2 separate regions of the Mus musculus genome follow, and region 2 is linked to region 1. A link is a loop called in an ENCODE intact Hi-C map of the cell type or tissue named here. Cell type or tissue: heart. All regions are shown on one strand. Links, peaks and the distances in the headings refer to the core of each region. The heading gives the core; the rest is flanking DNA. Region 1 holds the start of Vegfa (vascular endothelial growth factor A). Region 2 holds the start of Gm41584 (a long non-coding RNA gene).

The links. Hi-C counts contacts between places; a loop is a spot of excess contacts. Peaks named below come from ENCODE experiments on the same cell type or tissue, not always from the same donor. Only the 100,000 strongest peaks of a DNase experiment are listed, where the experiment ranks them.
Region 2: a loop joins it to region 1, with 6 times the contacts of the local background. A loop is called at or near these places in 5 of 42 quality-filtered maps.

Annotation. Positions count from the first base shown.
Region 1 is chr17:46,020,614-46,036,186 of GRCm38, forward strand. Vegfa (vascular endothelial growth factor A) reads right to left here and starts at 11,764. Exons shown (of 7, transcript NM_009505.4): 1 at 10,678-11,764; 2 at 7,738-7,786; 3 at 4,734-4,930; 4 at 3,831-3,907; 5 at 3,452-3,481; 6 at 378-509. The coding sequence starts at 11,277. In heart, for the core only: a CTCF peak has its summit at 7,237 (motif pointing left); DNase peaks (open chromatin) are centred at 7,038, 10,018, 10,238, 11,268 and 6 weaker places; H3K4me3 peaks cover 5,914 bases; H3K27ac peaks cover 6,323 bases.
Region 2 is chr17:45,879,566-45,895,138 of GRCm38, forward strand. It overlaps Gm41584 (a long non-coding RNA gene), which reads left to right and starts at 5,745. Exons shown (of 2, transcript XR_876835.2): 1 at 5,745-8,020; 2 at 8,324-9,058. 4930542M03Rik (RIKEN cDNA 4930542M03 gene) reads right to left here and starts at 1,887. Exons shown (of 2, transcript NR_152136.1): 1 at 1,649-1,887; 2 at 284-660. RefSeq lists an enhancer at 6,127-8,167. In heart, for the core only: no CTCF peak of the experiment used is centred there; DNase peaks (open chromatin) are centred at 6,196, 6,976 and 10,116; H3K4me3 peaks cover 773 bases; H3K27ac peaks cover 3,285 bases; H3K27me3 peaks cover 2,780 bases.

The sequences.
Region 1 (15,573 bases), core at 3,700-11,699:
CCACGCCTGGAAGGAGGTTTTAACACTTGCACCAATGATAGAATTAACAACATCAACACCAACAGCCTCCATAAGCAGCAGGACCACAGGATACAACACACAACTTGCGTCCACACCGTCACATTAAGTCACAGCAGCCTACCCACTCAAGCAACCAGGGCCATCTCAGAGCAGGCCTGCTGGGCCAGACTGGAGCCCGAGGCCCCACAGAGCCCCAGCAGGAGAGAAGGTAGCAGTCACCACGCAGGCAGCTAGAAGCCGAGCAAGCAGTTGGCCCCTCACAAGTGTGCTCTCTCTGTCTCTCTCTTTTTCCCTCTCTCTCTCTCCCGTGTCTGTGATGCCCCTCTCTGACTCTTGCTTGCCCTCTGGAGACCAACCTGCAAGTACGTTCGTTTAACTCAAGCTGCCTCGCCTTGCAACGCGAGTCTGTGTTTTTGCAGGAACATTTACACGTCTGCGGATCTTGGACAAACAAATGCTTTCTCCGCTCTGAACAAGGCTCACAGTGACTGCAAAAAGGCAAAAGGAAAGACATCTAAGCTAGAGAGTCAGCAGAGAGAGAGAGAGAGTCCCATGCAACACCCCCTAATGTGTCCACCACGGCTTCCCCACCCAGCTCGTCGGCCCCTAGGCCCTTTCCACATTCTGGAAAGATCCGAGCACTCTAGCAGAAGACAGAGAGAGTGGCAAAGAGACGCAGCGCTGGCAGGACATGTGCCTGCAGGAAGAGGAGGGCACAGGCAGGCAGAGTGCAGGGGGAGGGTAAGCTTCCATGAGGGACAGTGCTGTGCCCCACGAAGACATGGGCCTATCTGGGGCCACAGGGCCCCCACAACTGCTGTGCCCACAACACACCTTGACTCTTCACCTGCTGGGGACAGTGATAAGTGACCCAGGAGACCACCAGGGTACCTTCTCCCTGGAAAAGGGCCTCTGCCCAGACCCTCCACCAAGGGAGAGGGCCAGCAGAAGGTAATCCAAGTCCAGTGGCACTGTCCACCAGCCAGGCCTCCAGAGCCCACAACAGCCTATAAGCAGAGGAAGAGGCCACCGTAGGAGACCTCTGTGGGTGATTTCTGTTGGGCTGGATAGGGAGGGCTTTCCCATCCTGGAGCCTCAAACCCAGGGGTCAAAGCATTTCCAACAGACGAGGACGGGCTACCGCACAGCCCGCTCAAGCTCCAACTTCAGCCCACCACAGTCCACTTCCCACCAACAGACCCCTCAACTCATTCCACGTTGCCCTCCACACCACCCCTACCCTCCAGACATGTGCAAGAGTCTAGAGCAGTGGAAACCAGTTGGATGAGAGGGCCCTGATGCCCAGTGCCCATGCCAACAACGGCCCCGCCACCAATGCCCAGTGGGTGAGAGAAAGTCGGTGCCCAGCCAAGCCAGAGTCCCCTCCCTGAGTTGAGTGTTCCGTATCTACTCACCTTCCACCCACCCCAACCCAACCCTGGGCCAACAATGCCACCACCAAGTCTACCCATTGGTGCCATTAGTGGGGTGAGTGAGAGAGAGAGAGACTGAGGCAGGGCAAGAGCCAGAGGGGAGGTAGGGGTGGGGCAGGGGTGGGGTGGGCAGGGTTAGAGGAGCTGCAGGCGATTGTCTGGAGACCAGGAAGGCTCCAAGGAATTAGACAGCAGCGGCACCAACGTACACGCTCCAGGATTTAAACCGGGATTTCTTGCGCTTTCGTTTTTGACCCTTTCCCTTTCCTCGAACTGATTTTCTGGAAAATATAAAAACAGAAACAGACAGGAAGAGAACGAGAGGGAAGAGAAGAGAGGAGCAATGAAGAAGACAGAGGCAGGAGCAGGAGACCCAAAACTACCCTAGTCACTTCCTGGAGCAGCCTCTAGGTCAAACCTCAGTCACGGGTGAGCAGAGACAGCGTGAACCTTCCTCCTCACTTTGCCCACAGTAGGGTGGTAATCCCAGCCCTAGGCAGGGCTTTGAGTGATTAGCAGAAACTGTGAAAGGCACAGCTTCTAGGCTTCATGTGGTCCCTGGTCTCAGGCAGGGCGCAAAGCCATAAGGGCAAGCCACAACGGTTAGACCCTGAAGGTCAGGAGGCAATAGACTGTCTAAGGCAGACTTTAATGAGAAAGGGTTAGAAGTGGGCTGTGCTTCAGACTATCTGCCTTGACTTCCAAGTGTGAGAGTAGGAGTCCCTCTGGGAGCCCTGCCTCATAGCATCCTTGGTGGGAAGGGGCAGTTGCTTGAGCGATGGCATATAAGCCAGGGCAGGAGATGGGGCACCAGTTATGGAGCAGTCATCTAGGATAGGCAGTGGGAGTGGCTGTCATCAGAGCCCAGCACTGATGGTGGGGCCAGGGGAAGAGGAACAGTGTAGTATGGGTGTGTGATTAGGGGGCCAGAGGCTCTTTTTTCTAGAAGCCAAAGCCTGCAGCTAGACTCTCTTCCGAGCTCGGGCGAGCCCTACCACTCTTCCTATGGGCAAAGCAGACATCTAGGGAACAGCTGGGAGGGACAAGCTACAGCTTGCCACCCTCCAGGGAACCAGCACTCTCTAGGCCTGCCAAGTCCCAGAAAAGATATGGCAGCCTGTCTATCACGGGGAAAGCGAGACAGGAAGAAGGGACCTGGGGAGAAGAAGGCAGGTCTGTCCTGCTTGGGAGAAAGCACTGCAAGCATAGAAGGAGAAAGCTCTCCACACAGGGCCACTCGCCTGGAGCCTGCCCTGCTCTCTCTCACTGATAAACTCCAGGACCATTGCTCTAGTAGATACAGTAGTCGTGGAACCTGGGGGCTTAGGGGAAGGCATGAGGACTTCACATCCACCAAATGGTAGGGCAGACAGAAAGGGGCGTGGGGTGGGGTTGGGGGAAAGGATGGGGGTGCTCTCTCTCAGTCGCTCCTTCACTGCACGTTTAGACCCCAGCAATGTCAGCCACCCTCCCGTCCTAAACTGACCTTCCCCGGCCATCAACAGGAAGCCTCAGAAAATGACTACCACTCCACTTTTCTTCCCTCACTAAGAGAGCTGGGTCTGCTACCTGCCACAGCCCTACGGAAAGGCATACACACACAACCAAGAAATCTCCTGGGACCTAAAAAACCTGGATGGCCACAGTCACCACCCAACAAGGCCCAGGCTACGTCCATCCCCTGATACACAGAAACTGCCCTGTGGCACCCACTCGCTCTCCTGCACTCTGCTGTGGACGCTAGTGTTCATAGCACACTCCACCACAACGCTGAGTGCTGGCCGGGAGGGACCTGAGCCCTGAAGGGCAGCCTCTTCTTCAGGCTGGGTTTACTTCATCGCTCTAGAGCCATAAGCTTAAAGCTGACTCCAGCCCACTTCGGTCACCATACTACCCACCCAACCAATGCCACTGAGGCCAACAGAGCACCCAAGAGAGGAAGCAAGAAGCCCTGAACAGAGACAATTGGAAAGAAATGCTAGCACGTGGCCACTTACTTTTCTGGCTTTGTTCTGTCTTTCTTTGGTCTGCAGTGGGTAGAGAAAGGAGGAGAAAACAAGACACAGAGGAGTTAGGGTGATGATAACAACAATTTGGTAATAATTTTACACGACGTTTCTGATTTAGCAATGCTCTCTTAATCTTTTTGCATAACAACAACATGGGGCCCTATAATGCCGTGGAAGGGCACACTGAATTGTTGTGCCCATATTCCAGAGACGGGGAACAGCAGCACACTGGGGTCCATCACCACCACCACCCACAGAAGCTCACACAGCTAGCTGGAAGGTGGACCCACACTAACACATGTAACACGCTCAGCTCTGCAGCCAGGCATCAGCTGTGTGCCACCTGAGTGTGAAGCTCTGGCCTCACCTGCATTCACATCTGCTGTGCTGTAGGAAGCTCATCTCTCCTATGTGCTGGCTTTGGTGAGGTTTGATCCGCATGATCTGTAGAGGGAGGGAGCAGATCACAGTGGTTAGTGACCCAGCCAGCCATACCCCTATGGGACACCCCGGGGCTCCTGCCATTTAGCACCCAGGGGTTCTACTGAGCAGGGATAGGTGGTGGAGATAGGAGGACCAGGGCTCTAACAGAAAAGAACCTCAGGTCACTCCAACTCCCCCAACCCTGCTGGCCTCAAGGGGCTCTTGCTCCTCTTGAGAGCAGACAGCTGCAAGGGTTGGCCAGGCTGGGAATTCAGGTCCTGGATTCTTACCACCCCCATCCCTTCCCCTCCTGCACCCCTCCCAAGCTTCACCCTGACCCCCTAAATGCTACCTAAGAGCTACCCATCCAGCCTGTTGCTGAGCTTCCTCCCACTCTCCACCCCGTCTGGGCCCAGATCCACCCACTAGGCAACAGCACCTCAAGACTGGCTTTTAACTCTGCATAGACCAGTCCCTCCCGTCCAGCTTCCCCAATAGAACCCTCGAGTGAGGATTGGGGGAGCATTTGGGTTCTCCCAGAGAAAGAGAAGAACACTTGTTGCAGGCAGCGGCCCCCCTGTCGAGCCCAGGGAGCAAAGGTCACGAAAGCAGATGGTCAAATCGTGGAGAGCTTCGGCAGGGAAGTACAGAGCGCAGAGCAGACATCTTCTTCCCAAAGGTAGCAAAGAAGCCCCAGCCTCGTCTTCTCACCCTCAACCCCAATTTAGCTCCTCCTACCAAAAGTTTCCCAGGCAGAGGCCCAGACAACCTTCTAATGCCCCTCCTTGTACCACTGTCCTCCTGCCCCCCCTGCCCCCGCCCCGTCCCCTGTGCCGCAGGTGCCCACCTGCATGGTGATGTTGCTCTCTGACGTGGGCACGCACTCCAGGGCTTCATCGTTACAGCAGCCTGCACAGCGCATCAGCGGCACACAGGACGGCTTGAAGATGTACTCTATCTCGTCGGGGTACTCCTGGAAGATGTCCACCAGGGTCTCAATCGGACGGCAGTAGCTTCGCTGGTAGACATCCATGAACTTGATCACTGTGTGGGAGGGACACCAGGCAGGATGGTCAGCCTCTATCGCCACCCAGATTTGTGAGACCACTCCTTACAGCTCCACACCAAACAAGTGTTTCTAAAGCTCAAAGTGAAGTCCCTCCCTCATTTCTAGGTCCAGATCCAGGGGAGGTGGCCCTGCCGCATCTAACTCCATTCCTCATTGTCACAGCAAGTTCCTACCAACTATGGCTCCAGATGACAGCCTGAGTCTGGGTACACCTGCTTTCTGCTTTATGGCCAGACCACCAACCAGGCCAACAGCCACTCATCAAATACACACTGGACACCGGGGACAGCTATGTATATACACTCTTCCCCATGTTCCCACTAAGCACAACCAGGAACCCATTTTATAAATGGAGATCTAGAGACTCAGAGAAACACCACCATTCATCCCAGAGGCCACAATACTAGTAAGAACTAGTTAGAAGGAGCTATGTTGGCTATGCCTTCTGACACTGATATCATGCACAGACACAGAAGCTTCGAGAGACACCTGCCAGTCCCCCCCTCCCCAGACTTCTGCCCAAGACAAATCAGCAGGTGGCAGTGGGCAGGCACACCAACCAATGCAGGTCCTGGCAGCACTAAGAACCCCGCCCAAGAGGGCAAACTGTTTGCATCATGGAAAGAGCAGGAGCTGCCTCCGTACGACGCATTTTTAGAAGCTGATCTAGAAGACGACAGGAGAGACCATTTCCCTGTCAGATTCTGAGGTACATGAGACAGGAAGGTGTACTTGAGGGCCAGGGGGCGGGAACTAGAGAGTACAGGACTTCTTTGGAACACCAAATGGTGGCTCAGCCTGCCAGTTTTGGTCACACCCCACCGAAGCCTGTCCATGAAGTGAGAAAAGGACCACAGGCCCACACAGGGGCCCAAGTTCTGTTAGCAGTTGGAATGACCTTGGGCCTGTCCCTCCAGTCTCCAGGCCTCTATCGGTAGAAGCAGGTTAGCCTGACCTCTAAAGACACTTCAGGGAGCAGGAAGGTGGTGGCGCTCTGACTCTTTGCTGGCCCTGAAAACAGCTCTTCTTTTCTCATTCCAGGTCACAAAGTTTGGAATGTCACCAAAGGCATTTTAAGTGCATGCTCCGGAGACTACACACCCCCACCCTCCCAACCTGAGGACACAGCCAAACCTCCCTTTACTCTTCAAAGTTTGGTTTGTTTGTTTGTTTGTTTGTTTGTTTCCAGAAAGGTAAAGAAGATGGAAGCCAGGTGTATGATAGGTTGTCTGGTGAGAAACGGGGGCACAGAAGAAAAGATGGAGCAATGGCCACAGATGTCAAACAGGGAAAGGGGTGGGGGGAACTTAAGCCACCACCCCTGTACTCTGCTCAAGGGCTCTCTTTTCTATCTGGACAAATAAGCAAAGGACTCTTGTCTACCCTCAAAGGGTTAACATAAAACACAGCCAAAAAAAAAAAAATGTCCATGAGATCAGATCTGAAAAATTCTTCTCAAGGAAAGTCTATATTGAAGACGACTAACCCAGAATTTTTTTTTTAACTAACCCTTCATCATGGCTGGGACAGAGGTGGCCCAGGCTAGTTAGAGGAGCGATATGACAGAGCAATGAATGGAGGTGGGAGCTCTGTGTAAAAAGACCTAAGATGAGAATCCTTTCCAAAAACTTCTTAGAGTCCCCAAGGTCCATAGGAAGTGGAGGAAGTGACTTGGCCAGTACCCACGGGAGCCTGGCCCCTGCCCCAAAGAACACTGTCCTGCTGCTCGGGCGTGTGCACACATACACTTCAGCATCGGGCTTTCGTGGTTTTCCTTATTTATAGCAGACAAGCTCTTCTCCATCAAACAAAGACCATTTGTCTTGCCTCTCCCAGACCACAGAGCCCACTAGGAAGCAGAAGGGGGTGGGTAGCACTTTGGAAGTAGGGGCCTGTCAGTGGCCGGGGCCAGGGAGTGGCAGAGAGCCAGGCCCTGGGCCAGAGAAAGAGCTCCTGGGGGAGGAGGCAAAACCGGCTGGACATCACCAGCTTTCCTTGGCTGCTGGTTCCTCCAGCCACAGTGGATTTGGGTCAGGGAAACTAGCCTGGAGAAAGACCCCAGGGCCTTCCTAACTCTGAGGAAGGACACTTGGGGAGTGGCATCCGGCTGGAGCAGAGGCCACACTCAGTGCTGGGGAGAGCCAGGGCGTCCCCAGAGAAATGGGAGGATCCCGGTACTCCAAACCACACTGGAACAAAAGGCAGGCGGACTCAGGGTTGGGCAGGGGGGCGGGGCGGCTGAGAGCTATAGCCGGCCCTCTGCTGGTCCTGCAGGGAAGTTCACAGCACCCAAACGCTGTCTATGGAAGCTGCCACACTGGAAAGCCAGGACTGGGGAGTCCTGTTAGGATATCCTTCTGTCCTGCCCCAGCCTCATACCTCCACCTCACACAGGAAGGGTCACAGCCCCTTCGGGTGGGCCATGGGTGGGTAGGAAGTGGCACTGAACATTTATCTTCCCCTGAGAGAAGGGGGTACAAGAGACACCTCCCAGAACATCTGGAAACCCTGAACGCTGCCGCCTTCCTTCCTCCACGGCTGTGCTCACAGCAAGCTTTCCAGATAAAATTTCACTAGAAAACCTATTAGAGAAAGCAACAAGTCCTGTTTCTAGCAGAAAGCAGAACAGAAGACATCTTAAGAAACACAAGGGTTAAGTTCAACAGTACCCATGCCTCCTATTCCTGTGCCCCAACCCCCCCCCCATCTGAAAAAGAGGAGTGGGGCTTATCCTTGCACTCCACTGAGACAACAGGGATCCATTAAAGAGCATGAGACTCACCTTCATGGGACTTCTGCTCTCCTTCTGTCGTGGGTGCAGCCTGGGACCACTGAGGACAAAGCAAAGAGTAAAGACCGTTGACAGGGACAGAGGCAGCCACGGGGCGTCCAAGGCCTGACCACTGAATCCCTTGATGTCTTCTTGTCTCTCTCTCCCAACCCCCAGCTCCCAGCCTCCCCACCCCCCACCCCCAGGCTTCTGAGTCACACAGGGTCAGGACCATGTAAGTGGTCCCTGCAGGTCCAGAGCATACCCACTACTCTGGACGGCGTCAATTCTGAACCCATGGAAGTTAAAGACTAACCAGGCGCTAGGGAGCTCACAGTGTAGGAGGAAAATACCAGAATCCTGCTTTACTCAGGCCCCCAGTCCCGTTCCAATCTTGCCCTCTCTCTTTTCCCACTGCCCCCGATTCCCTGGTCCAAAGCCATGGGTAAGTATTAAGGTCAAATAGGAGGACAAATTTGGACTGGGGCAGGAAGGAAGGACTGGGGGCGAGAAAAACAACGTGGTGACCTTCTCCTGCTGACATGACAAATACCAGGGAGCTCGTGTTGAAGAGGGAGGGGTGCAGAGGACCGAAGGGCACCAACTACCCTCCCCCATCCCAACTCTCCCCAGGCCTCGGGAATATTCGGCATACCCACAGGTTGCTCAAGGGGTGATTAGCTGGGAGGAAGCCCCTAAGGGAGAGTCCAAGTTCCCTCCCACCCCATCTGCCCAGGGCCTGACTGCAGCTCCCAAGCTTGGCTAGCCTCCCCCTCCCACATCTCCAAGCCTCTCACCTGGACTGGGCACTTGGCTCGAAGGTAACCAAGGAAGCTTTCTCCTCAGTATTGCCCAGCCCGCAGGGGGTCCTCCAACCCTCCTCATCCCCACCAGCTCCTTTCTCCCCTCCCCAGAAGCTGTGAAGGTCACCAAGAAGGCCTTGTGGGCCTGACAGTGGAAGCAAGCCAAGGCTTCCAGGCAGGCCTTCCTGAGGGTCTCCTGTTGCCACCTTCCTCAACCAACCTGGACCTCCAACTGCCCCAGAAGGACCAACTCCCACCCTTGGTCTGTCTCTGTCCCCTAAGAGCAGTTCATCCAGGGACCCTCAGTCTTGCCACCAGGGCCAAGGTCAGAGGTGACCCTTCTCAAGAGATAGCTTCCCCATTCCAGCTGCCTCAGGTTGGCCCTGGATTCTGCACTGTAGGCCCTCACTACCCCCTCAATAGCCCCATGACATTCTCCTTATTCTTCTGTCTAGCCCCCCGTGGAGAAAGGGAACAGAAACTTTGAACCCCTTCCCAGATGGGGAGGTTCTAAGGCAGGGACTGGCCAGGTGTCCTTCTCTGGGGGCCTCTGAAGGTCACACTGTGGCCAAGCACTCCTATCCTCCTCCCCACATGGAGGCCCAGAACCAAGGCCTTTGTGCCAGGGTCTGGGGAACTCTGGATGGTGGCAGGGACACCTGCCCTTCTCCTTCCTTCTGCCTCCTTTCCAAGAAGGCTCTACAACTGAAGCTTCGTGGAAATAAGCATGAAAGGACCCTTTGGTAGGCAAGTTGGGTGGGCAAGTTCGCAGTTAAACCACCTGCTCTCTGGGCATCGGGCTTTGCCAGGACAAAGTGTGTGAGAGATACTGACTGACAAGGGATCCTGCCAAAGGTATGGGAAAGGGCTGGTTCCAGGCTGCCCCTGTCAGAGCAAATATCAAGTCATGTTTCCAAAGGGGGGGTGGGGGTGGGAAATGGGGTGATGTCAGTCCACCCTTCGTTGATCCACCCCCCCCCCCGCAAAAAAAAAAAAAAACCTGAAGCACAGCTGTGAGGGGAGGAGGGAGCACACCTTCACCAACTCAAAACTTAGGTCAGCGTTTCCACAAAGAACCCGAGGGTGGGCCTCAGCACCCCCACGCCTGACAGTCACCGTCCTTTTCCTGGACCCTGGGTCCAGGAAAGGTCCGATGAGTCTTCGCAAAGAAAAGGAAAATATAAAAGGGTGGGAAGGGCTTCTCTTTTTACACCAGGCAGGAAATGGGGAAAAGGGGGAAGGGGCGTCGGGAAATTCTTCCTAGCGCGAGGCACGGGTAGAAGTTGGGAACGGAGGAAAGAGGTATGGGAGTTTCTCCGGGTCCCGGAGCTGGGGATACCTCCAGAGGTCACCTTCCTCGCGGAGGGCCGGTGGGGGGAGGGGCGCCGCTCGTCGCCCGGGTCTCCGGGCTCCGGCAGCCGCGGCTCCGGGAACACGAGGCCGGCCAGGCCCGGGCTGATGTAATCGGCTCTGCGCCGCGCGCGCCCGGCCAGGCGGGGGAGGGCGGGCACCGCGCGGGACGCGAGCGGGGACGGGAGGGGGTGGCGCGGTGCAGGTGGCCCAACAAGCTAGAGCGGTGGGAGAGGGTCCCCGCAGCAATCCATCCTAAAACTTTCCCCAAACTCACTGCAAGGGCCTCAGAGACCCAAACGGCAGTGACAGCAAAGCCCCCTCGGTCGCCCGCGCCCTGCCCCCTCCACGATCTCTGCCCTCCCCGGGTCCAAGGTCCGAGCACCCCCAGGCATGCCCGCTGGGCTCCGGACTCCCGCCCCCTTTGCCCGGACTTCCAGTTCTCCGGGGACCCGCGACCCGGAGCAAACTTCTGCCGCCAGCCTCGGCACAAGCCCAGCCCCCTCAGCCTCCTCCTCTGGCTCCCGCCCTCCGCTGCTCGGCCCAGATCGTACGTGCGGTGACTCTGGTGGGTGGGCAGGGCCCGCGTGGGCGGCGAGACGATCCTGGCGCCCTCCCACCTAGCGCGCACCCCCTCCCCCTCCACGTACGACGACAGAGGGGGACGCCTCGCGCCCGGTGCCCAAGGACCCGCGTGGGGCACGAAGCCCCCCACGCGCGCGCTCGCACGCACGCACGTCCCCAAGCGGGAGAGGCGCTCGCCACGGCCCGGCGACAGCAGACGGGCACGACCGCTTACCTTGGCATGGTGGAGGTACAGCAGTAAAGCCAGGGTCCAGTGCACCCAAGAGAGCAGAAAGTTCATGGTTTCGGAGGCCCGTCCGGGGCCGGCGCGGCTCGCGCTCCCTCTCCGGCTCGGACTGCGAGGCAGCCCGCTCTCTTGCGCGCCTTGGCGGGCTCCTCTCCCTTCTGGAACCGAGGCCCGGGCCGGGGCCTGGGGCGCGCGCGCGGCTGGAGCACTGTCTGCGCACACGGCCGCCTCACCCGTCCATGAGCTCGGCTCCTGAGAGCCGAGCGCCCACTGCGGCCCCCTCTCCTCTTCCTTCTCTTCCTCCCCTCTCTTCTCGGGCCCCGGCTTCTCCAGGCCCGAGCTAGCACTTCTCCCAGCTCCGATCGGTTTGTCTCCTGCGGCGCAGACCACGGCTACTACGGAGCGAGAAGAGCCCAGAAGTTGGACGAAAAGTTTCCGTGCAATCCCGCGAGCCCCGACCCCCTCCACCCCGCCTCCGGGCGCGGGCTTCGGTTCCTCGCGGCTCGCCGCCGCGTCCACCGTCGGCAGCCCGCCGGCGAGGAGGTGGGCGCTGGGGCTGGGGGCGGTGTCTGTCTGTCTGTCCGTCAGCGCGACTGGTCCGATGCAAGATCCCAAGGGGGAGGGCTCACGCCGCGCTCTGGCGGTCACCCCCAAAAGCAGGTCAGTCACTTTGCCCCTGTCCCTCTCTCTGTTCGCTCGCCAGCGCGCTCTCTCTGACCGGTCTCTCTCTCTCTTCCTTGACTTCTCTCTGGAGCTCTTGATACCTCTTTCGTCTGCTGATTTCCACAATCCGAAGTGATTTGAGGGAGTGAAGAACCAACCTCCTCAAACCGTTGGCACGATTTAAGAGGGGAATAGGAAGCAAAAATAAATTAAAGCGTAAAACAATACAGTTTAAGAAAAAAAAATTAAGAGGTTTGAATATCAAATCCCAGAGCACAGACTCCCGGGCTGGTGAGTCCGCTGAATAGTCTGCCTTGTCGCTGCGTCTCGCGACAGAGCTCCGCTGCCGCCGCTCAGCTCGCCCCCAGTGCCGCGGCCTCGCTGCAGCTCGGCTGCCCCAAGCCTCTGCGCTTCTCACCGGTAACAGCGGTGGAAGAAAAAGAGGAAATCTAGCTCCACCCCCAAGCCCCGCCCAGACCCGCCCCGGGGAGCGGTCTGGTGGAGCCAGGCACCGCCTTTCGGGGAGCCCCTAGGCCACTACCGCGAAATGGAAAGCTAAACCCCTTACCAGGGTCCACGGCCTCAAAATTATCTGTGCACCCCTTCAAACTGGGCTCAGGAACACACTGGGAATCCCAGAGTATTGGGAATCAGGGGAGACAGGAGAGTGAGGTTATATGCGGACAGGGTCTAAGAACAATTCCCTTTCCCAGGAATATAGGAGAAAGTAGGGGTTGGAAGGCGGAGAGCTGGCAGGGACGTATGAGGATAGGGACAACTAGAGTGACCCCTGGCTTTCTCCCCCACCTCACAAACACACTACACACACACACACATGCATGCACGCACTCACATTGACACACGCGTCCTCCCTCACGCAGACTCGGCTCGCCCAAGTTCACGATCTCCCCGTGATGGCCGAGCGCCCCCTAGTGACTACATTATGCACACCCCAACTCTTGCTCAAATGGCACGGGTCTTGGAAAGGGGGTGAGAGTTGATTCTTGAGTGCGGCAGACTTTGAGCTCCCAAATAATTGCGTGTTTCTGACATACACACACACCCAAAAAGTTGCGTGTTTGACCTCGGAAGCATAACTCTAGGTTTATATGTGGGGAGGGGGTTACGGGGGGGGGGGAGTATGCTTATCTGAGCCCTTGTCTGATCTGCAGTCATCAGGAGCTAGGGCCCTGGGGTGAATGGGATCCTCTGGGAAGTTTCCAGAGAGGCTTCTCTGGAGAGAATTTGGCACCAAATTTGTGGCACTGAGAACGGGAAGTGGAGTTCTGGAGTTAGTCAGTGGCGGGGAGTGAGACGACCTGTGGAAACCCACGTATGCACTGTGTAGTCTGGCAGAGCCCTGAAGGAGAGACAGCTGGGCAGACAGAGGCCCTTGTTCCTCCTGATCTCTCTCTCTCACACACACACACACACACACACAGAGATGTTGCCAGGGAACTGAAGCCAGGGTGCCAATGGGGGCAGAAGCGGGCCAGGCCGGCATGGTGATTCAAACCTACCCTAGCATTCAGAAAGGTAGGTAGGCCAGCTGCCCAGCGCTGCCGCCAACCCTCGGAAGGGTGGGAGTAGAGGCTCCCTCAGTTCTAGCCTAGGCTTACGGTTCATCTTCTAAACAGAATTCAGGGGTGTACTCTGTCCTCCCATTCTCCCTAAAACCCTTGGCTATTTCTCTATGCTTGCACACTTAGCCCGTGTGGCTCTGTCCCCTCTCTTTCTACTAAGTCCCCTTCTCCATGTCCTCAGTGTCTTCCTTAAGAGCTCTCCAAAACCCCCACCTCTAACCCACCCTTGGATATAGGAACCAGCCTGGAAAAATTCCTGGTTGGGCTTTGGCCCAGCTGCTCCTAGGCTCCCCTGGGAACAAGAGGGGGCTCCGATACCTGTGGGAAGAGAGGGACCAACCAGTCCCAGCCCTCACCCAGATCTGCTGGACTTCTGAGAAAGAGAACTCAACAATCTTCCTATTGCCCCCCCCCCCAGTGTAATCCACTATCTCCATCCCTCTGCACACAGTACTGAAGCTGGGTGGGTGCTGGCACCTCTTGGGCACCCCAATTCCAATGGAGCAGTAGTATGAGGATCTTATGAGGAAGGGAGCTGGCTCCTCACGCTATCCCTTCCTGCCCATCATTACTAGTCCCGAGTCCCCTCCTGGATGGCTCTCTTGTAGCAGGGAAAGTAGTAGTTAGTAAATGTTTGCTGGTCCAGAGCCCTCCTGTGGGTTTCCTCACCTGATCCTGATCCCTGCTCTAAGCAACTAAGAGGAGTCAGAAAGGAAAGCCACCAAATGTCTCACGTGTCTGTCTCTAACCGCAAGAACACCAAATGTAGCTCCCTGTCAGGGGGCCCCTGTCTCTCATCGTGGCATAACAGAGGCTGTAGACACTGAAGGCTCCCAAAGCGCTGCCCTTCTCATCTCCACCTCCTCCAGCTGTGATTCTCAACCCTCAACCCTTTGGAGGGACTGTCCAACAACCCTTTCACAGGGGTCGCATATCAGATGGCCTGCATGTCAGAGAGTTACATTATGATCCATAATAGTAACAAAATTACAGTTATGAAGTAGCAACAAAAATATTTTTATGTTGCCTGTGGGGGGGGGCTGGGGGGGTCACCACAACATGAGGAACTGTACTAAAGGGTCTCAGCATTAGGAAGGCTGAGAACCACAGTTCTGTGGTCTTGGGAAAGGCCACGGGCCTACAGAAGAGGGACTCAGTAAAGGATTCTGAGGTTTGGAGCAAAATGAAGAGACTTTGAGGGGAATCAGCTCTTCTCGACTTCACGGCTTTAGACTCCTCCTCCTATCCTGAGATAGCCATGATATGTATATGTATAGTATATGTATATATACATGTAGTATATGTGTATATATATGTATAAGGTGTTCCCAGATGAGCCTGTACAGGGAGCCAGAGCAGTGACGCTGCACATTTCCCTCTCCAAAGCACTAAAGCCATGCAAAGACTGAAACTTGGCCTGAAGGGTTTGGAGTAACCCGGATCAGGGTAGGGATGGGCCAACTACCTCCGTCATGCATTTTAGAGACACAATCTGAAGCTGGGTCAGAGGAAGGGTCACTTCTGGATTCCATACAAGCTGCACATTGCCTCCAACACATTCCACAATGGTGTCATCCGTACACTGATATGGACCTAGTAAGTGTCACTTAATGAAACCTCAGGGAATCTAGAAAGAAGAGGGGAAGTGACAAGTATCCCACTATTCCTGCTCTTCCTGGGGGCTCATTTCCCAGAATAGATTCTATTCAGCGTCTCTCCCCCAGGTCACTGCAGGACAGGAGACATGGGAGTGTAGTGGGCCTGGCAGACATGAAATATTCTAAACAGATCCCTGTGTCTCTCAACCTATTTAAACAGTGTACCCCCAAAGAAATGGGGGTTCCCCCTGTCGATCTCATGCTGGCTAACGCAAGTCAGACCAACCAGGATGAATCTTTTCCTGGCATCATGGGGCTCTAGGGAGCAATCCACTAGGTGGTTGGTTAGTCAGTGACATCTTCAGAGAATCTTGTTCAGAGACAGGGAGGAGATTGTCAGAACTGAAATAAAGTCAGGTTGGGCATGGGAATGCTCATCTGGAATCCCCAACACTCAGGAGATTCATAAAATAAGCAGAACCTAGGCTTCACGTTGAAACCTTTCTCAAACCAGGGGCGTGGGGCAGCCATGTCAGCCCTTTCAAAGTAAAGGCCAAAAAAATCGATCTTTCCTCCTCCTCCTCCTCCTCCTCATCTTCTTCTTCCTCCTCTTCCTCCTCTTCCTCTTCCTTCTCGTCATTTTTCTTATCTTTTAATAGTATACCAAAGGCAATGTGGGGGGGAAAAGTCTTTCAGCATTAGCCAGCAAAGCAGCCATATTGGCTGGCCCAAAATGCTTCCTGCATGAAGTGGCATGGGGCACAGACTCCCTAGCGGTTGCCACATTCCTCGGGCAAGCTCTGATTTGGGCAGGACCCTGTTTTCCCACAGTGTGGAAGAGACTTCCCGTCTGCAGGTGAGCAAAAGGCTAAAGTGATGGGCTACATAACTGCTAGGAGCAGGTGACGCCATCCTGAAGGACCTGACACGTTCAGTTGGGTTTTGGGGGAGAAGCAGGAGTTTCAGGAATTTAGCCATTGGGGTGAACTGGGGAGAAGAGACAAGGGATTTCTAGAGATTTCTGTAAGGCTGCCTCCCAG
Region 2 (15,573 bases), core at 3,793-11,792, 140 kb before region 1:
CTGAGCCAAGCCAAACCCTCAAAAAGCCCTGTAAGCCCCTCCCATATGTCCCCAGGGTTGTCATGGTCCGGAAGGCAGCAGCCAGTTTAGGTCTGAGACAGATTATCTGGATCCCTGCCTGAGTATTCAGAAGACACACCCCCTCTAGTGTCTAGGGCTTCTTCCAGGGTGGTGGGCTGGCTCCTTTACAGTGGCTGCTGTACTATGCTCCTGGGACTCAAAACCAACACCTTGCCCTCATTAGTGCAATGTTCTAGTCAGCGGTCTTAGGGAGATGTGATGATGTTAATTATGTACTGATTTATTTAATTCCTGCTCTTGTAAAATGAGTGCTGCTTGCCTTCCTTCCTTTCCCCAGGGGCTTCTAAATTCCTGGGGGCATGGCAGGGGCTGGGGCTGCCAGCAGCAAAGATAGTGGGCTGGACTCAGAGGTCACAAAAAACTAGAGTCATTTGCTAGCTCCAGTGACCCTGAGTAACCTCCTTGAGCCCAGGATTGGGTAAGGATTATGAGTTTGGCGCTGGGCCTGCCCTGAAGGGAAGCTCTCAGTAGATCTCTGCCTCTGTTATCATTATTGTTCATTATTATTTTAGTCTCTCGACGGAAAGATCATCTCCTTCGCTCCATGTCTGTCCTGGACAAGGAATCCAGTAGAATTTCCTGCAATGAATAGAGGGCTTCAGTATCTGCGCTGTTCAACATGGTGGCCGTTTGCCCCTGTGCTTTGAGCAGCTGAGGCACTGAATGGCAGCCATGTGCCAAAGAGATTCAGAAGAGTCACCTGGGTCCTGTGGAGACCGGGCCATGAGTACAGATGCAGGCCATCTACTGAGAAAGTACTTAAGTAATATTAGCAGCCACAAACAGTGAGAAAAGTTATGACATATACAAAATCCTCCTGCCCCCGCCTCTGGAATAGCTGAGAATATAAATCAGTGCCTCTGGATAACAGGTTTGTCTGCACCATTCTGAATATCTCCTGAGCCACAGCTCAAGAAAAAAGAGCCGTTTCCACTGCTCAGGGACAAGGGGAACATGAGGACCATGAGGATAAAGATAACTGCCTCATCTGGTCATACAGAATGCTCCCGGGAGAGGCAGCCAGGGTACTGCACAGAGAGGAGGTTTGGTGAGCATCTATCTGATGGTGGGGTGTGACCTTTCTTCATTCCAGTTCTCCAACTCCAAACAGGGAGTTGTTAAAGTCTGTGTCTTTTCTGAACACTAAGTTTCCATAGATCCATCTATCTGCCAGGCTCGGTCCAATAGCTGGAGGTGGGAGGTATGACCAGAAAACAACGGGCCAATAGCTGGAGGTGGGAGGTATGACCAGAAAACAACGGGCCAATAGCTGGAGGTGGGAGGGTACTACCAGAAAGCAACCGGCTTCTAAGAAATGGTTGGGCTGGATGCAAAGCCAGGGCCCAAAGCTAGTCTTCGGAATTCCCCTTTCTGACAACCAAATGAGAAAACAGTTCCTCCATTTCAGAGAATTGGTGCAAGCTTGTAACCTTTGCTTCTTGCACAGCAAAAGCTTGAGCCACGGGGTGGAGGTTTCCCAACTCTAGGACTCCTCAGTGTCTCCAGAGGCAAAACCTCAAATTCCTCCCAAAGAATAGGATCCTCTGAGAGTCCCCAAAATCCTTACCTTCATCCTGGCTCACTGCCTTCTGGGTTCTCATAGGACAAGGTAGGGTTAAGGAGCCTCTATAAATTGTGTCTCTTTGTAGAACAGCGGTTCTCAACCTTCCTAATGCTGCGACTCTTTAATACAGTTCCTCACGTGCGGTGACCCCCAACCTTAACATTTTTCATTGCTACTTCATAGCTGACATTTAGCCACTGTTATGAATCACACCGTAAATCTCTGATCTACAGGATATCTGATATGCAACCCCAATGGGGTCCCGACCCATAGGTTGAGAACCACTGTTCTAGAATCTCCTGGCCTACTGTTGGAGATTCCCGCGTCTGTAGCCAGGAGCAACAAGACACCAACCAGAGCCAAGGGCACACAGTATATTTCTTAACTGGATTTGGGATGACTAAGTACAGTGGGTGGTAAAGCCAGACGAGATGACTGACTGTCAGCTAGACATGTGGCCACCTGGTTAACAGGTTCAGATAGGGTCTTCCTGCTTCTGCTTGGTCTACACTACACTCTACTGTAGAGCACCTTGGGACAGAGGTCAACTCTGTTCTGACAGGGCCCTGTGTCCTTGCCCGGGGAACCTTTTCCCAGTCCCACAAAGTCCCTGGCTTCCACAGCAGAATTTCAGCTTTTGAAAAAGCCCAGCTTCAGGCCAGCCTACCCAACCATCCAGTTCTGGGTCTGGGGTAGGTGGAGATCACCTGTACCTACTCAGCTGGGAAGTAGGTTGACCCTGGGATCCACTGCCCCCCACCCCACCCTCCACCATATTAACTGCTTACCTCACTCCTGTGACAAAGTACCTAACGGAAACAGCTTAAGAAAGGAAGGGCTTATTTCTGCTCATCATTTTCTTATTATTTAGTGTGTGTGTGTGTGTGTGTGTGTGTGTGTGTGTGTGTGTGTGTGTGTAAGCTCCCACATACCACAGCCTGTGCAGGCAGGCTGATGTACCATAGTGCATACACTGTAAAGAGGCCAGGGGACAACTTGGGAGTCAGTTCTCTCCTTCTCTCTGTATGGAGACGCTGTCTCTCATTGGTTCTGCCATCCTGTGTACCGCAGGCTAACTGGCCGCTGAACTTCTGGACGGTTCCTGTGTCTCCCATCCCGCTCTGAGAGTGCCAGGGTTACAGATGCATGCCCCTCAGCTGGCTTTTGATATGGGTTCTGGGGACTGACCTCAGGTTTGACCTATCAAACCATCTCCCTGTCTCCTATTGGAGGATATGATCCATCTTGGCAGGGAGGCCAGAAACATGAGGTGGCTGGTCCACATTGCAGCAACAGTTAGGAAGCAGAGAGAGAGAGAGAGAGAGAGAGAGAGAGAGAGAGAGAGAGAGAGAGAGAGATGCTGGTACTCAGACGTCCCTCTCCTTTGGTTTCTATTCAGTCTAGGACCAAGGTCCACGGATGGTGCTGAGCACAGGGTGGGACTTTCTACGGCAACTAATTTGGCCCAGATACTCCCACACAGACACACCGCTGGGTAATTCTAATGTCAGTCAGGTTGACATTGATGAAAAGATACCACACTGTTGCACTTGAGATTACAGGCCCATCTCTAGAACTTTTGGAAGGGACAGGAAGGAAGCTGTCTTTGCTCTGGCTGACACCTGGCACCAGCTGATCCTGGCTGAGTAGCTTTTGAGGCCTTCCCGCCCTTGGACTCTCATTGTGTGTGGGAATGACTCTGGATACTAGGCTGTGCACAGCCCAGCAGTCAGTCAGCTCAGGCCAGACCTTTCTGTGAGGAAGAAACCAAACCAGAGAGGGCTGGACGCCAGAGCTAGAAGGACCAGAGCTAGGAGGAAGCACCCAGAGCTAGGAGGATCAGAGCTAGGAGGGAGCACCCAGAGCTAGGAGGACCAGAGCTAAGAGGGAGCACCCAGAGCTAGGAGGATCAGAGCTAGGAGGGAGCACCCAGAGCTAGGAGGACCAGAGCTAAGAGGGAGCACCCAGAGCTAGGAGGATCCAGAGCTAGGAGGATCCAGAGCTAGGAGGGAGCACCCAGATCTAGGAGGATCCAGAGCTAGGAGGGAGGACCCAGAACTAGGAGGACCCAGAACTAGAAGCACCCAGTATGTATAGTTTCGTTTTGGACACAGAACTCTCTTCATGAGACCTCATCCCCCTTTCCCTTAGATGGTGGTTCCCTGGGAGCAAGCTGTGTTCTCCCTGCCACACTGGCCCAGGAGCAAGACTGGAACCGTTGTCACCACCATCACCAGCTCCAGCCATAGAAAAGAACAATTTCTGTCTGTGCTGTTAGCATCTTAGAGGAACATCCTGACTCTCCTGAGAAGCTGGGTCAGGGACACCAAGTTATCCTCTTCCCTGCATCTCTGCCAGTCCTTACTCAACTAGGGATGGGGTAGTCCCAGGGCAGGCCCAGGGCTGGGGCTGTGATCAAAAGCCAGCTTGTCTCTGGGCTCTTCCATTTGTTTCTTTTCCATGTGGTTGTTCTTAAAAACCACCGTATGTTTGCGTGCCTACACACACACACACACACACACACACACACACACACACCATACACTGCTCACACACCACTCACACACACATACACACACACACACACACACCATACACTGCTCACACACCACTCGCACACACACACACATACACACACACCATACACTGCTCACACACCACACACACACACACACACACACACACACACACACATCATATACCGCTCACACATGAGATGAGTATTTGGATGTCAATGGACAGGGCGTGGGCATTCAAAGGCTCCTTTTCATTGTCCACTTGACTAGATGTGGAATCACCTAGGTGTCTGTGAGGCTGTTCCCAGGGAGGTTCACGTGAGGTAGAAGACCCTTCCTGAAAGTGGGTGGCACCATCAGGTGGGCTGGGACCCTTGGATTGAAATAAAAGGACAAAGGAAAAATCAAACTGAGCCTCAGCATGTTCTTCCCTCCACTTCTTAGTCTGCCTAGACTTGAGGAACCTGGTGACTTGTTCCTGCTGCCTTGACTTCAGCCACGCCCCCTTAGGATAGACTCCGCCCCATCAAACCACGAAGGGGGAAAAACAAAACAAACAAACCAAAACACGAACCTTTCTTCCCATACACTGCTTTTTGTATTTGGTCCCATTGATGAGAAAAGCCATGGGGACATGTGCCTCTCTCCTCTAGCCCTCCCCCCCCCCTCCCTGCAGTCTTACCCCTCCCAAAGCCACCCCAGTGATTGCTCCCCTCCTTCATGCCCACAGAGGACAGCACCCAGCTGCCCACTGTCAGGCACAGAGGATAAAAATACCCAGTGGAAAAATACATGGCTCCGGGTCAAACATTAACCTGTGGGGACTGGTGTGCCAGCCCCAGGTCCCCTCTCAGGCTACCTGACTACCAACACACAGCTGGCAGAAATGTCCCTCCCTCTAGCCATCACCGAAATCCTCAGGTACACACCACCTGTTTCTGACTCGAGGAGTTTAGAGATAGCTGATTCCTTAGGCGACACCCCACCCCCACCCCAGTCCCACTCCTGGTGCGGGTGGGTACCACCAGCCCACAGAGTTTGGTGGAAAAAGAGACTCTCACTCTTTAAACCCTCACCTTTCTTACTCTCTAGCCCTCCTTCTCTCCCTCTCTCCTTATCTCCTCCCCCCCCCACATGGCCATGGTGGGCCTCTCTCTTTCTACCTTCTCTTCTTCTCCCTGCCTTTCTACAATAAAGCTCTAAAACCATGAGAGAGAGAGAGAGACACAGAGAGAGACAGAGAGAAACAGAGAGAGACAGACAGAGAGAGACTCTCCTCTCTCTTTTCAGACTTGGGACAATCTCCCCTTCCATCCCCTTTCCCCAAGAGACAGAGTCTCATGTAGCTCAGGCTAGCCTTCAAGCTGCTATACAGCCAAGAGTGGCCTTGAACTTGTGACCCTCCTGCCTCCACCTCGAGAACGGTGAGATTACAAGTGTGTTCCACCTTGCCTGGTTTATTCAATGCCAGGGGTCGAGCCCAGGGGTTTGGGTATACTAGGCAAACCCTGTGCTAACTGAGTTACATTCTCAGACCTACCCATAATAATACTTCCACGGGGCCAGATTCCCCAGCTCCCTCAGGGGAGAATCCTGGCCCACAGCTTCTCTGTGGCTGCAGAGCTGAGCTCACTTAGAATCTGGAGGGAAGGAAGACTGGAAGGAAGGGGTGAAGGAAGAAGGAAGGGCTGATGGAGAGAGGGATGGCAGGCAAAAGGCAGGAGAGAGGACAGGCTCTCACTTGCTAGATGGCCACCCAAAAGAGCTACCGGGAAGACAGAGACAAGAGGTGCAAACCTGGGACCAGCAGTTTGCCCTGCATGCCTGTCTCTGGTATTGTCCAGGACTAGGGAGGCCAGAGGGTGAGTACTGCTCCCGTGGGCCCTCAGGACCTAGTTCCCTACGGCTCCCCAACAGTTATTGGCTGGGAGGCCCGGCCCCGCCTCCTCTTCCCACACCTGCGAGGGCCAGGGCTTAACAATTCTAGGAAATGTCTGCCCTGTACATTTGAGCCGGGGCCAAATGCTCCGTCTTCCATCAAGGAAGTTTGACTGTACACCTCACAAAGAAGAAGGTCCATGTGGACACACACCTGCCTGTTCCTCTTGCCGGTGTGTGTGAGAGGGGTGGGGGTGGGGGGTGACAGATACCTGAAGCCCCGAAGTGTCTCCAGGGCCAGGGGAGACCTCCTGACCTCTGTGATGCCTACAGCAGCCACCCAGGGTCTGCTAGAGGTCTAAACATTAACTTCTAATGGGAAGTGGACGGCTTAAGAGCAGGTCATCAAGGGCCACCTGGCTCCCGGGCTGCCAAGTGTTGGGCTGGCTCCTGGGTTTAGAGTCCAGCGCTGGACGGAGCAGAGAAGCCGGGAACCCAGAATCTCAGAAGCAGTGAGACCATCTTATACACAGGAACTCCCACCCTGGTCTTCCATCGGGGCTCCCGAGGCCGTTTCTCACCGCACCAGGAAGGACATCTGGAGGCAGCGCCCAAAGGCCTGGTTCAGGCAGGCTACCCAGAGAACCCCGTGCGTTCTGGGAGTCCCCTGTTTAAAGTCAAATTCTGACCTTTTGTCGTTTCCCTATCTGTAAATGGAAGTGCTCGCACAGTACAGGATGGGGTACTCTTTAAGGAGCTGTTGCTTGGGGCTTGCTGGCCTCGTCACTTTGTAGCGCAGCAGTCATCGATGCCCATTTCCGCGTTTGGATTTGGTCCCTAGGGATCTGAGCTGGAGGTTCAAGGCTCCAGGCATGTGTTGCTTCCCTCGGCTTCAACACGTACGGGTCTTCCCCTCCCCGCCCCAACGGGCAGAGCCACATCCCGGCTTCCCTCATTATCACACTGACATTTGTTTTGGCTCTCGCAGCAATGACCTGTTGAAACGAACAAAGGCTGAGGAGGGAAGACCAAGAATAGGATGGCCAGGAGCCCAGCTGTGGAGAGAGCCGCAGGCAGAGGTGTTGGTCCGTGCCCTGACCTCAGGCCGGAGGGACAAAGCTGCCGGGGCAGGGAGGTGGGTGTGAGGTGGAGGTCAGGACAGGGCTCCTCCAGCTGCGGGGGCAGGGAGGAGGGAGGCTTGCATCTGGATGCCATCTGGATCAGAGCAAACACCCAGGGGCCACTCAGGGAAACGCTTGAGAGCAAATCAAACCCTGCCTGAAATCACCACCAAGCCCTTGAATCGAATGTCTGAATGTCTGAGGAGGAGGAATGTGTGGGGGTGGGGAACCACAGCTGGGAAGAGGACAGGGAGGGGAAGCCTAGGGCCCTCCCCAACTCTGTAGACACACCCCTCAGGAGGGGGTGAAGAACAGGGGAGGGGGTGTCCCAAACATGTAGAGAGTCTGCTTTGCCAAAGAATTTTGGGTATCTGAACCCTTTGTCAGACGCTGGCCCCTTTAGGGCTGCTGGTCTTCAGGTCAATGGCTGTTCACCCTGACAGAACACCTGTGGTGTGATAATCCCAGAGACTCATGTGGTCCAACCCGTGTGGGTAGTCCGGAGTCTGACAGACTGGGTTTGATTCCTTATTTTGTCCAAAAGGGGCATTCCCGAAGGCCAGCTTGCTTGGACCACCCATTCTTGTATCTTTGAACTGTAATCTTGCAGCCTCTTGGAGCCCCTGGAAGCACTCATGGCCAGTGTCAAACTTGGGGCAAGGCAATGGCTTGTAGGAGACCCTCAAATCTTTGTGGTCTGGGGACCATACCTTCTTGGCCTATAGCAAGCAGTTACTGACCTAGCCCTTGCTTTTAACACCTCAAGAGAGGAGACAGGACATACTCACCCCAAGGTCACCAGAGACCTGCAGAATCCAGACATACTGACTTTCCCATCACCTCCCCACAGTCCAAGCCAGGTAGGTACCCTGCAGTATGGGCACATGTGTGCAAAGATGTAGGTGTCTGTGTGTGCTACATGGATGTATACATGTATGTTTGTTTATGTAGGTTAGCGTGTGTTCATTTGCATGGTTTATGTCTGTGCAAGTGTGTTCGTGAATGAAAATTTTGAAATGAAATTTCTTGTGTGAAATATACGTGCACATGTGTGATTGTATTTGCAAGTAGTATGCAAATATGACTTGCATAGCTATGTATGTATACGTATAGATTTATGTACATATCCATGCTTTTTAAAATCTATCTTTAACTGCATGTAGATATATGTGTGAAGGGGTCTGTGGATACCTGAAGAGGCCAGAGACGTCCAGCCCCTTCGAGCTGAAACTACAGATGGTTGTGAACAACTTGATGTGGAACTTGGGTCCTGTGCAAAAGAAGCAAGCACTCTGACCCGCTGACTTGGCCTTTCTGAGCCTCCATGGGCCCAGCCGGACCCGCACCTGCTGAGCTATGTGTTACCTGCCACATAAGGCCTGGAAGCCTGGGAAGTCTGAGAGTGAGCAGGCTGCCTCACAGGAGGCCTGGTGAGTTCCATTTGCTTCTAGAATTGCAGAGGAACATGGCCCAGGTCAGCCTTCCCTAAGCAATCTCTACAAAAAGACAAAGTAGAACCAGGAACACAGAGAAGATGAAGACCGACCAAGAGGAGATGGTCCAGGGACCAGGAGAGGTCAGATGAGTACAGACCGTCTACCTAGGGCAAAACTTGTTCCTGAACTGTAAGTCACTTCCCTTGCTTGTGCCTCGGCTCCTCATCTGGAAAATGGGATCATACCATCACACACCTCAGAAGGCTACTGTAAAGTTTGAAACACATCGTTACCGAGAAAAGGCTTTGTGCTTCAAACTACAAAGCGCTCCACAGATGTTAGCTGCTACTGTTTTCATAAAGCGAGAGTCACCGAGATACCTTTAAATACACGGAAAATTATGATCAGCAACTCCAGGGAGAATGAAAGGTATGCAAAGGAAATAAAAAGAAGGAGCCTGGCTACCGGCATTCCCTGGTCACCTGTCATTCCTCTCTCCCTAGGATGACCTGGGGAGGGGGCTGAAGGAATGCAGTGCATGTAAGCTATGGGCAGGAACATCGTGTGTGTGTGGGTGGGGGGTTGTCAGAACAGCATAAGGAAGTCTGTTTCTGCTGCTTAATTGCTTAATCGACACTGATGTGTTTGCAAGGAACCTTCTGGACCCTACTAAGGATAACGGAATGATAAAGACTAAGAGAAACAACACAGTCATTCGGTGTATCAGGGAGAGAATTGAGCCTCAGCGCCCAGATACCAACGAGCTTTTTCAGTGAGCTTCAAGGCTGGAGCCGGCAGCTTCAGGCTCTTTCTCAGAGACCACACATTCTACGGGATCCTAGAATGAGGAGAGGGGCTTCTTCCAACTCCTGCTTAGCCCAGGGATGGTTTGAAGGAAGGGTTGGAGCAAGACCTGACAGCCCGCTCTGGGTTTTAGAGGAGCAGGGCTGGGGATCATGGTGGTTGTAACTGCCCTACTAGTTCCCTCCCTCCCCCCAACCCCCCCCCCCCCAGAGAATCGGCTCTGTGCTCATCAGTTTAAAGGAACGGCTGAGAAGACATCTGAATGTTGTTAACCAAATGCACATGGAACTCAAATGCATCGCTGTTAAAAAATCTTCCCATGTTCTAACTCCTCTCCAGTCTAACTCTCACAGCAGCCTATTTTGATGTCCATAGTAAGTTAATCGGAGCTCATAGAAGTTAAGCAAAACTGCCCAAAGTCACACAGCAGGTCCAGAGCTGGACCCGGGCAGCCTGACCCTTACAGTTCTGTCCCGATTGCTGATCTCTCAGGGAGGCCACAGAAGCAGAGTGGGAAAGGAGCCGACATTCCTGGCTTTAGAGGGGCTACAGGAAGGGGACAAACGACAGAGGAAGCAGCTGGCATCTAGGCCAAGCTAGATGGCCTTGACAGACATGGCCAGGGGGAGACTGGGTTCCCAGAGAGGCCGGGATTATCGGGCAAGGCATCCCTGCCAGTGCCCTAGCAACCAAGCTCTGTTTTGGCTGCCCGTGCCTGTGCCTGGCCAGGTGGTTGGTAGGGCAAGGCAGAGGCGGAGCCAGGGCCACAAGGCCTTGAGATGCCGAACTGCTGACTTCAGTTCTCAAATCAGTCTGAAGCCAAGCCTGCTCCCCAGTTCCCAGCAGGAGCATACCTGCCTGCCTGCCTGTCACCGTTCTGAATCATGTCTGTCACTCCAGAAGCGTTCCTGAGAGCTCAGAGGGAGGTAAAAACTGGGTCTGTGTCCAGGATATTGAGGTTGGAATCCTGTCATCTCTCAGTGGTGTGACCTTATATGAATGGCTCAACAGCTCCGCGACTCAGTTTCCTCTTTGTGAATGAAGGTTATAACAGCACGATTATCAGGGTTGTGAGGATTGAGTGACTTCATATCTATAAAGTACCTGTCCTGGTCAGCTTGACACAGCCTAGAGTCTCCTGAGAGAAAAGTGTTGATTAAATAATAACCTAGATCAGATTGTTAGTCAAAGCACTGGAGCCTGGCCCACCATGGGTGGCACCATCCTTATGCAATTAGTCCTGGGCTGAATATAAGAAAACTACTGTGGTTCCCCATGCCTTTAATCCCAGCACTAGGAAGGCAGAAGCAGGTAGATCTCTGAGGACAACTTGGTCTACAGAGTGGGTTCCAGGATCACCAGGGGTACACAGGAGGAGGGGTGGGGAGGGGGAGAGAGATGGGGAGGAAGAGGAGGAAGAAGAAGAGAGGAGGGAGAAGAGGAGGAAGAGAGGAGGAAGAAGAGGAGGAAGAAGAAGAAGAAGAGGAGGAAGAGGAGGAGAAAAGCAGAAGAGGAAGAGAAGGGGGAGGAAGAAGATAAGAAGAAGATGATGTCAACAGAGAAGAGAAAAAGAAAAAACGAAAGGATAAGCAAACAAGCAAGCAAGCTAGCTAGCTAAGCGTGAACCTGTGAGTAAACAGGCCCACAAGCAGCCATCCTCTGTGGTTTCTGCCTTTGAGTTTCTGCTCGAATTCAGCTCTAACTCCCCTCAATGATGGGTGTAACCTGGGCATATAAGCCAAACCCATTCTCTTCTCTCTTAAGGTCCTAGTATTTGTCATAGCAGCAGAGAGTAGGCTAGAACAGTGCTTGGTCTGATTTATATGCTTAGTTCATCTGTCTGTCTCTGGGTTGTATCACTGGGGACACTAGAGATACGACACTGAAGTATGTACCCCTTACTGGTCTCCAGCAGTGGTATCAAGAGGAGTGAGAGCTGCCTATTGAACCTCATGTGGTTGTCAGTTTATAGAAGGGATGCAAAGAAATTACTACTGAACAAGACATCATTATGACCTTGAGTACCCAATAATGACCACTGGTTAAACAGAAAGCTAGACCTTTGGTGATGGCCTTAGACAGTGGGGGCTGATGTGCCTTCTACTTTCCCTTCAGTAAGGGAGAGCATTGACAACCCCAAGTAAGGGCTAGAACATGGGGACTGGGAGAGAAGGAGGAACCAGGGCAGTGTGGAGGCAACCCCCTCCAGGACAGGGACTGTGAGAGTGTGAGCCATGTCTTCATGTAAAGCCACACAGGGAGGTCCTTTGCTTTTTTGTCATCCTTCAAACTGATTTAGACACCCTGCCGTTTTACTAACCTCATTGCCAGATGCACTTTCTAGCCTGTAGTGGTATGCTACATCAGTTACTTGTCTCATTGCTAGGTCAGAATACCCTGACGAAAGCAACTTAGTAGGGGGGTGGGGAGCTTAGTTTACCAATGTGGGGAGAGCGTAGTGCCTGGTGAGGCAGCTGCTACAATGTATCTATAGTCGGGAAGCAGGGAATGACATGAACGTGAAAGCCGGTGCTCAGCTCTCTGACTCCCTCTATTCAGAGACCTCTCAGTCCATGGGCTGGTACCACCTACAGTATAGATGGAGCCAGTGACTTGTCTTTTCAATGCTTCTAGTGTAGTGGTTCTCACCCCATGGGTCACAACCTCTCTGGGGTAGGGGTATAGAACAACCCTCCCACAGGGGTCGCCTAAGGCTATTGGAAAACAGATGCTTACATTATGATTCACAACAGTAGTAAAGTTACTGTTATGAAGTAGCCATAAAAATAATTTGATGGTTGGGGGAGGGCTCACCCCAACATGAGGAACTGTCTTAAAGGGTCCCAGACTTAGATAAGTTGAGAATCACTGCCATGGAGCCTATTAAGGTAACACTTAAATTAGCCATCACACATGGCTTTCTGTGACTTGACTCCTTGATGGCATGGGTGACAGTATTGCTGATGACAGCAATGATATATATATATGTCTGTCTCATGAATCCCTGAGTAGTCTAGGATCTTCCTCAGGCCGTGACCTCCTTGTCACTGGGGAGATTCTTGCCCTGTCCTCTTGACCTACATATGGTCAGGTATACCATCTGACCTTTTCCATAATCCAAAGTGTGTCTCTCACACCACCCCCGTGCCTTTATTCATGCTGTGGAAATTTACTGAACATCTATTTGATACCAGGCACCATCCTCGACCTTCCTGTGCGATAGGAGAAGTTCTCCTGTACAGATGACCCAGGCATGGTGGCACATCACTGTAATCTTAGGCAACCAAGAAGCTGATGTTGGAGTTTGCTGTGAAAACGTGGGGATCTGAGCGCAGATGCCCTAGCACCATGTGATAAGCTCGGGACCGAGGCACACATCTGTAACCCCAGTCCTGGGGGAGTTGATTTGTAGAACTCACTAGACATCTAGCCTTGCTAAACTGGTGAGTTTCTGGTTCAGTGAGAGACCTTGCTTCAAGGAAAGCTATGGTGGGAGACGTCTATCTTAGTTAAGGTTTCTATGACTGTGAAAAAACGCCACGCCCAATAGCAACTTGTGGAAGGAAAGGTTTATTCCAGGATGAAAACTTTCAGGTCATTCCATCACTGAGAGAAGTCAGCCCAGGGACTGGAGCCGCAGATTGAAGCAAGAGCCTTGGAGAGAGGGGTGCAGCTCACTGGCTTGCTCCTCATGGTTTGCTGAGCCTGCTTTCGTACAGCACCAGAACCACTGGCCCAGGGGTGGTGCTGTCTGCAGTGAGCCGGGCCCCTCCCTATCAATCATCAATCAAGAAAAGGGTCCTATAAGCTTGCCCATTGGCCAACCTGGTGGGGGCATTTTCTCTATCGAGGGTCTCTTTTGCAAAATGACTCCAGCATGTGTTAAGTTGACACAAACCTAGTAGGTACAGCCTCCCATCATCAGCCTCTGGACTCCTCATACACTCATGTACAAATGCATATACCACACAGATACACAACACACACACATACACACACACACACACACACACACACACACACACACACACACACACACTAATAAGGACGGAAAGAAGGGAACAGGGTTTGAGAGGTTAATGAAAGACCTAAAAGCTAGAATTAGAAACTAGAAGCCAAATTGTACAACTCCAGAACCTAGGACATTGGCTAATTTCTCTTCCACTCTCCCTGCTGCGTTGCTAATGAGACTGACATTAGCCAGAACATTCACTGTGCACTCCCCAAGGGCCAGACATCACTTTCAGAGCTTCACGCATCCCAACTCCTTCCGTCCTCACGATGGAGCATACCAGCTTGCCCCAGGCCACACAGCTAAGTGTAATGGAGCCAGGCCCAGAACCCAGGCGGTGTGGCTATAGACAGATTTCCTCATGCTGGCCAGCTCCCAAAGAGCCAATGCTAAGGTTTCACACAGAGAAACCCTCTGCACTTCTGCAAAAGTAAAGCAGAGCCCGGAGCTACAGCCAAACTGAAAACAAGCTCGGAAAATGTTGGAGGCCACCCTGATGTCTAAGGAGCAATAGCAACGGAGACCTGGCTGACCTTAGAGGACACAGGTGCTGGGGCCTGAATGGAGGAAAGCAAGAAGCAGATCCTGGTGTCAGTGAAGAGAGCCTAGAGTGGGTGTGACCTGTAGCTGCCATGGGTCTCAGCACAGGCCTGAGCCCTCTTGTACTGCTAGCTAGCACCAGGGCTAGCACTCAAGACATTTAGATCCTTGGGGAGAATTAAAAAGGGGCATCCCACACTGATCCAGCCGCCAGAACTGAGACCTGTACTAGCTGCAGAATCAATCCAAACGAGACCAGAGTGGGTCCTGGTTCCAGGAAGCTACGAATCAGGGACTCTGGTCTCCTCCTGGGATCCCTGCTAACACAATCTCCCAGGCTTGATTGACTGTTGGATGCTGACTCATAGGAAGTTTGGCACGGGCTCCTGGAAACTATACTTCTGTTAATTTAAAATGTATTTTTAGGGCTGGAGAGATGGCTCAGCACTATTTTCACAGGCCTGAAAACCTGAGTTCAGTCCCCAGAAACCAAGCGAAAAGCCAAATGAATCAGCTCCCATCTATAATCCCAGCACTCAAGCCAAACCAGGTGTGTGTGTGTGTGTGTTGCGGGGGAGCTATGGTGAGAGACAGGAGAATTGCCTGATGTACACAGTACAGACAATAATTACAAGAGAACTCCTGACCCGATAAGGTGGAAGGAAGAACTGAGCCCCTAAGGTTGTGTGACCTCTACACGTCCATGCTGTGGCATCTGCCTGGAACACAATAAGCACCATCCAATACAGATTAGTTTTTATATGTTTTTTGTAAAAGAAGTAAAGTTTAAAAAGAAGGCCAGCTTGTGGTTGGAGACCACAGTGTACAACATGCCTCCCTCTTGGCCTGGATCCCTCCTGGAGTCCCTCCCAAGGGTAGAGCCTCTTGCCTTCCTCTTGGAGATGCTCTGGATAGAGCTCTAGCCTGACGGGCCGGCCTATGTTGTTTCCCCTGACTTTTTAGCCCAGCCAGCATTGTTTTTAAGCAACTCAGCATATCTGCACCTTCTTCCGAGATGGAAGCTCTAGATTCAGATCTTAGCTGACTTTGGAGGGTCTGAATGACCTTGGTCAAGATCCCATGACTTCCCCAGGCTCCAACCCTCAGCTTTCTTACACAGAGAGGCAGATATGAACGGCAAACACCAAAACCTGAGTCTGGACACCCACCCCTCCCCCGCCCACAGCACTCTAAATGAAAGGCCTAGCACAGTGACTGCTGGGCATCGTGAGACAGGAAGACCCCTAGAGCTTGCCTGCCAGTCAGCAACAAGGGAAGCCAAATCAGTGGGCTCCAGGGTCAGGGAAAGACTCTGTCTCAAGAAGTAGGTGGAGAGCAATAAAGTGTCCACATGCAAGCATGCATGCGCGTGCGCACACACAGGGACATGAACACATCCAAGAAGTGACTGCCGCTCTGTGCCTCCTCAGAGAGGATAATAACGAAGAGAGGGTAGGACACAACAGAGCGCTGGAACTCGGGAACTATGGGAAAGGCTGTTACAGCACCCACAGACAGCACTGCTGGAGGCTAACCTCTGCCAGCTCAGCACTGAGAAAAACCACTGGAGCTGCCCCCCCTCCCCCAACCCCACAGCAGGAGAGCTCCATAGCAGAAGTGA